Regions from separate parts of the Homo sapiens genome. Here region 1 is linked to region 2. The links are chromatin contacts, found by Hi-C or POLR2A ChIA-PET in ENCODE. All regions are on one chromosome and are shown on one strand. The core of a region is the stretch at or near the end of the contact, and the rest is flanking DNA. Distances in the headings are between cores, read along the strand shown. Region 1 has its middle 37 kb from the start of CDC25A. Region 2 overlaps MAP4 (microtubule associated protein 4).

Region 1 (3,254 bases), core at 697-3,196, 190 kb after region 2:
TCCTACCTCAGCCTCCCGAGTAGCTGGGATTACAGGCGCCTGCCATCACGCCTGGCTAAATTTTTGTATTTTTAGTGGAGACAGGGTTTTGCCATGTTGGCGAGGCTGGTCTCGAACTCCTGACCTCAGGCGATCCGCCCACCTCGGCCTCCTAAAGTGCTAGGATTACAGGCATGAGCCACCACGTCCGGTCTATTTTTATTTTTATTTTTGAGATGGAGTCTTGCTCTGTTGCCTAGGCTGGAGTGCCGTGGTGCGAACTCCGCTCACTGCAACCTCCGCCTCCTGGGTCAAGTGATTCTCCTTCTCAGCCTCCCAAGTAGCTGGGATTATAGGCACCTGCCAGCATGCCCTGCTAAATTTTTGTATTTTTAGTGGTGACAGGGTTTCGCTATGTTGGCCAGGCTGGTGTCGAACTCCTGACCTCAGGTCTCCCAAGTGCTGGGATTATAGGCATGAGCCACCGCACCCGGCCTATTTATTTATTTTTATTTTTATTTTTATTTTCGAGACTGGGTCTCACTCTGTCACCCAGGTTGTAGTACAGTGGCACAATCTCGGCTCTCTGCCACCTCCACCTCCCAGACTCAAGCAATCCTCTCACCTCAGCCTCTGGAGTAACTGGGACTACAGGCACACACCACCACACCTGGCTAATTTTTTGTATTTTTTTGTAGAGACAGGTTTTCGCCATGTTGCCTAGGCTGGTCTTGAACTCCTGAGCTCAAGCGATCCATTCACCTAGGCCTCCCAAAGTGCCGGGATTACAGGTGTGAGCCACTGCACCCAGCCGGACAATTATATTATTTATGTTTACAAGAATGAATCAGAGGGCAGATGCATTGGCTCATTCCTATAATCTCGGCACTTTGGGAGGCTGAGGTGGGAGGATCACTTGAGGCCAGGAGATTGAGACCTGTCTGGGCAACATAGGGAGATCTTTGTCTCTACAAAAAAAATTTTAAAAAAACATTAGCTGGGTGTGATGGTGTGCATCTATAGTCCCAGCTACTCAGAGCGAAACCCTATTCCCCATCCCCAACCCTCCTAAAAAGAATAAGTCTGTGGAAGGCTGGGAGCAGTGGCTCATGCCTGTAATCCCAGCACTTTGGGAGGCTGAGGCAGGCGGATCACCTGAGGTCAGGAGTTTGAGACCAGCCTGGACAACATGGTGAAACCCCTGTCTCTACGAAAAATACAAAAATTAGCCAGGAGTGGTGGCAGGTGCCTATAATCCCAGCTACTCAGGAGGCTGAGGCAGGAGCATCGCTTGAACCTGGGAGGCGGAGGTTGTGGTGAGCCGAGATCCTGCTACTGCACTCCAGCCTGGGCAACAAGAGTGAGACTCTGTCTCCAAAAAAGAAAAAAGAGTTCTGTGGAAAAAGAAAGGCATTCCCTGCAGGTGTCAGCAAAGGTAAGGAGGTCCCAAAGAACAGGAATAGTGAGGAGTCCTTGGGGGAGGATGGGGAGGTTGCCCAAGCTCATCCTTTATACTTGAGACCTCTGGTCCAGAGAAGTGAAGTGTTCTGCTCAGTGTCACACCACTGGTCAGGGGCAGACCGGAATCAGAAAGTAGGCCTTATTTCTTCATCAGAGTCTAGGAAGCCGCCAGGGGAAAGAGGCTGTGCTTTAGAAGGTTAAGGCCTATGATCCACCCTGCGTCACCCAAAGTAAACTAGGAAGGAAGTGTAAATAAACCCCACAAAGATCGGACATTTTTCCATGATGACCACATTGATGCATTTATTAAAAATACAAAATGCTAATAATCCAAACCAGCCCTCTTCCCTTTTTTCCCCTTTGGGAGCCCTTGCACTGTGGTGCATGAAACACATGCTTGAACTAGGCCATTGGGAACTGCGGCTTGGACAAGGAACAGCCACAGCTTTTCCTGTACTCAGAGCAGGCAAAGTGCCATTAAATGCAGCTGGAAGCCAGGGCAGGGGAAGGGGTGGGAAGCTCCTGGAGAGCCCCCAGCTCCTCCCAGTTACTGACTGGCTCTGGAGGAGAGGAGCTAGAAGGCCGAGATACCTGAGGAGACAAACCTGGGGCACCACTGCCACCTGATGTCTTCCTATGGCCATTGCAGTGGTCACAGCCCCAAGCCCCGTGGCAGCCTGGCAGCAGAGTGAAACAAGAGGGCAAAGAAAGCCTATCGGTGGAAGTTTTTATTTACCCTTGACGGTGGGTACTCCCAGACAGTGGGTATGTCTGAAATACTTCATATTGAAGAAAGACATCCATATTGAAAAACTAAACAGAAAACATAAATGGAAAATGAATCAACATATACAAAGTAGCCACAGTATGGAGGTGCGGATTTGACTTTGCCTGCGGAAGAGCTGTCCTGCTCTGGCCAGCACTGGAAGGGACTCTGCCTCCTCTGTTCTGGGAGCGTGCAAGCAGGAACTCTGGACTGGGCTTTGCACAACTTCCAGGAGTCATTGCTTAGAAATCAGAATGACCAAGATCTTAAGGTCTTAGAATCATCTAGGTAATCCACCCCCATCCCAGCTGCCAGGTCACAGTCACACAGAGGCTGAGCACGCCCAATGCCATGCCCAATGCCACCCAGTCTTCCCCTGCTGCTGTTTCTGCCTCGCCTCCCTGTCCTTCCCCTACCCTACCCTAGCGTGGGCAGGCTTTGTGTCCCAAGGTCACCAGTGACATATGTCCCACCACAGGCAGCCGAGCTTAACCCTATCACTGAGACCTCCTTGTGGCTGCTCCCTACCCCTCCCTGCCTGGCTTCCTGGCATCCTGCCTCTAACCTCTCTCTCTGCTTCCCTGTCTTCTACATTGGTAGAACTGCCACTTGGATACGTGTGACAACTTGCTGTCACCAGCCTGGATATTTCTCTGGAGCACTCCTCACATTCAACACTTGACCACTCAGGCATCGGGACAGTCACTGCCCAGATCCCCCCGTCCACATAGGAGCTCAGCATGACAGCCCCTCTTTTTTATTTAATTTACTTATTTCAATTTTTATTTTTATAGAGAAGACGTCTTTCTATGTTGCCCAGGCTGGTCTCAAACTCGTGGCCTCAAGTGATCCACCCACGCTGGCCTCCCAAAGTGCTGGGATTACAGGCATGAGCCACTGCACCCGGCCCAGCCCCCTTTTAAAATGTTTTCTTTTGAAATAATTTAAAGCTTACAGAAAAGTTGCAAGAATAGTACAAAGAATTCCCTTATGCCCTTTGCCAAGAGTCATACATTTTAACGTTTTCAAATTTTGCTGCATTTGCTTT
Region 2 (3,738 bases), core at 458-2,957:
CCTGTTTAACTTAATGATTATAGTTTTGTTTTTCTTTTTTCATCTTATTCAGTATATTTCAGGCTATTCAGCAGATGCTTGTGATTCTGGAGGTTCAAATCACTGGTAAAAGTTTATTCTGTTTCCTCAGTTTTTCAGGAGCTTTTCTCCATTAAATGATCTGCTGCCTAAAGTACCCTCTGTCTTCCTCATCAACAGGCGCTAAATTCAAAAAGTACCTTACTGAAACTTTTTTGTTCATAACTTTCATTGTTGGAGTTAGGTCATATCCTGCTAACAACAGTCTTATTGATCAGTTGTAACCCCATATGTTGTGTTTTTATTCTTACTTATAAGAGGTAAATTTTTGTAACAGTCACATCCTTTAAATGATACTTCATTATATTCAAATTCTATATGTAGACAATCTTCAATGCCCACTTCCATCAGGATAGCTGGCAAGTTGGTGAACAGTAAGATCACATTCTTTTTACCAAGTCTGTCAGTCTTCTTACTACTAACACTTCAATACATCAAGAGGACATTAGCACCAATGTAAGATTCTCATGACTTTTCAACATGTATAAATTCCAAATGACAACTTCTGAGTCAGCTCTCCAGGTAAGGCTAGTTCTTTCACTAGGTTTACAAACTCTTGAATATTACTCTTATCATAGAAAAGTTCAATTTGACGTACAAATTCAATTCTAATGTTGTGGTGCTCTAGCTCTTTCTAGACTCTTTCACCTTTCCTGAAACAGATTCTCCATCATAGAGGAGATGGTGTTTTTCTACTTCGCCATTTTCAGTTTTCACTTCTGCCATTTTCTTTGTTTCCTTATCATTAAGGACAATATCAATCTCACAAATCAGACCAAAAAAGCCTCCAAAAAACCTCACTGTCAGTGATACTGCCACATCCCCCAATACTTCACTCCTCTTCCCTCAGAACTCCAAGCCCCTGGCTCCCATCACATGACCTTGGCCCTCTGAAGCTGGAACTTCTATTTGAGGACTGATAAACAGCCAGCAGGCCAAGCACAGTGGCTCACACCTATAATCCCAGGACATTGGGAGGCTGAGGCCGGAGGATTGCTTGAGCTCAGGAGTTTGAGACTAGCCTGGGCAACACAGCAAAACCCTGATTCTATTAAAACAAACAAACAAACAAAAATATAGCCAGCAATGGATACAATGACTATGGGGCTGAGCATGTCCTCATTCCTCATTTTAGAACAAGGGTGAGAGTTTCACCCTCTGACATAGCTGTATCTTGTTAGGTAGAAACATAAGAGTTTCATTGTTATATGGGAGCTCAAATGTGTGTAAAGTGCATATGGAAGCTAAGTAGCCAAAATAATAGGCTATGCAAGTAATCAATATATTGCCTCTCAATTCCAAATCTACCTTTCATTGCCCTGCCTGTAATAATGTAAACATTTCTTCCTAGAGAGCGGGCATGATGACACTAAGCTTAGTAGAGGGCATGGAAGGAAAGGGTTTCTCTTCCTGGTTCTAGTGTGCTTTTGCATCTTCTTACTTCCATGGTGCTCTGCTGGTGTGCAGAACACCCCATGGTGCTCATCCCAACAAGCTTTAGTGGGCATTCTCATGGACATCTTCCCAGGCAAGTTCCACCAGTGCCTCAAACAGGCTTGCTGGTGATGCCGCAGCACCCCCAAGTACAGCTTCCTGCTTAACTACCTTTGAGGTAGAAGACCAGCAGGACTTAATTTCCTGTCGCACCCTGCTGATTGGAACAAGATCTGGCTGAAACCAGCAGATGCTGACAAAAGTAACCTCGAGTTGCCCTCAGGGTTTATTAGCATAAAGACACTCCTACCAGTGCCATGGCAGTTTACAAATGCCATGGCAACAGCCTAGAAGTTACCTTATCTGATTCCCAGAAACTTCCAGCCCCTTTTCCAGAAAGTTCTAAATAACCTGCCTCTTAATTAGCATGTAATTAATAACAGATATAAACAGCTAGCTAGCAGCTCACAGACACCGATTCTGGGCACACTGCCTATGGGTTAGCCCTGCTCAGCAAGAAGCAGCACTGGTTCAATAAAAGTTTCTTTCTCTCACTACTGGCTCACCCTTAAATTCTTTCCTGGCAAAGCCAAGAACCCTCCTGGGTTAAGCCCCAGTCTGGGGGCTTGTTTGCCCCACATCACCCTGACCTGCAGCAACTCAGCAAACATCTTTACTACCAAATGGAGACTTCCTCCAAGATATGCAATCAGCTTTGGGGGCAGGGTGGGGGAGGGGCGCATACTTTTCCAAATTTGTTATTTCTTTGTGTACTCTGCCCCAGCCCTAAGGGTAGTGACTATTCCCTATATCTGTCATTCCTGTATTCTTTAGAGTTCTCTTTACCCCTATAGTAAATTCTCTGTTCAATTTATGGTGTAGCTTCTGTCTCCTGAATAGACTCTGATCCAAATATTGGCCATTAAAAACAGCATAAATCTACATAATAGGAAAGAGTGGAAGAAAAAATGAAAGATGTTTAACCCAAAGAAAATAAATCAGAAGGCAAATGTTAATCTCTAAATGTCTAAAAAGCTATCACCTACCGCAGAACATACTGTATCTCTGTTGCTCAGCACTAACAGCAGCAGCAGAAACAGCAGAATGCCTGTTCGTTTTACACAGAAAAACTGAAGACCAGAAATATTAATTTGTTAAATAGAAAGCAAAATCCTTCAATGAAGACCTCTAAGGAGTCTAATGTTAATACTTAAGTTTACAGTTGACATAGTTTTGCATCTTCTCATTTCATTTTAAATTGCTGAAAACCCACTGGAGGGCCAGGCTTGCCAGTTTTTTGCAGTGAGAGTCCTAAGTTAATTTTTTCACAAGAAACAAAACAAAAAAACTCTTCTTTCAGTCTGCCTGGAGCTCACTTTTGAAGTTTCACCTCCAGTTTTGTCCTCTAGAAACAGAGCATTTCTGCTTCACAATGGACCAATATGCTCCAGTTACATCCGATTAAAATACTGTTACACAACCAATTAAGTAGGAAAAGGGGCTGATGGTCAAACAGAATGATTTAACAAAAGTATATAATGGGTTGAACTGTAAGAACTTTCTATGTGGACATTAATCATCATTCTAATATCATCTTACATTTAAATATTAACCCCTTCAACGAGGTTTCAAAGCACTGAAAATAATTTCTGTCACTTCAGGCAAACAACTATTTTTATAGAGCTCTCCTTTTACACAGCAGGAATCTTAGCCTCAAAGAGGGCAAACAACTTGCCTAAGAAATCAAAGCTAGTAGGTGCTCTATCCACAGCTTCCTCAAAATTTAAACAAATTCATGACAGATAACATATTTCCAGAAAGATGCGTACCAATAACCTGGCAAGAATTATTACGATTGTATCTGGTCTTGTTTTTAAGTTTCTTTTCCCATGTGAGGCCAGAAACAAATAGATATTAAAGATTATTCATTCAATAGCTACAGAGGATCTACTATCCACCAGACAGTGTTCTAGGTGCTGGGCCACAGCAGTGACCAAAACAAAAGCCCTGTCCCTCTCATAAAATTTGTTTCTATAATATCTTCTTCTGGTGGGGAAAGGCAGATGAGATAAGTAAACTATACAAATTATTAGAAAGTGACATGACAAAAGCCACGAAGAAAATTCAAGTAGAACAGTGGGACGAAAAAATAGAAGGGGTGCAATTTTTAAAAAGATAGTCGAGAAGTACTCATTGAGAAAGTGAAGAGTCAATCATGAATATATC

What was found. A loop is a pair of places that touch in the nucleus more often than their neighbours do. ChIA-PET counts read pairs that join two places held with the same protein, here RNA polymerase II (POLR2A). Pooled maps may share reads with other maps.
Region 1: a loop to region 2 is called in a pooled map, with 2.1 times the contacts of the local background. The contact joins two enhancer-like sites. A Hi-C loop is called at or near these places in 2 of 50 pooled maps. POLR2A ChIA-PET finds 5 or more read pairs at or near these places in 2 of 52 experiments (HCT116 and activated naive CD4-positive, alpha-beta T cell).

What each region holds. Positions count from the first base shown.
Region 1 is chr3:48,149,630-48,152,883 of GRCh38, forward strand. No RefSeq gene overlaps it. Among named protein-coding and RNA genes, the nearest start is that of CDC25A, 37 kb to the right of the region's middle. Within about 2 kb of position 1,947, at least 21 of the 41 ENCODE cell types and tissues checked have a DNase peak (open chromatin) inside an H3K27ac peak, as active enhancers do.
Region 2 is chr3:47,960,209-47,963,946 of GRCh38, forward strand. All of the region lies in intron 3 of MAP4 (microtubule associated protein 4), which reads right to left. It also overlaps the pseudogene VPS26BP1. Among named protein-coding and RNA genes, the nearest start is that of MAP4, 54 kb to the right of the region's middle. RefSeq lists a silencer at 1,737-1,846. Within about 2 kb of position 1,708, at least 2 of the 41 ENCODE cell types and tissues checked have a DNase peak (open chromatin) inside an H3K27ac peak, as active enhancers do.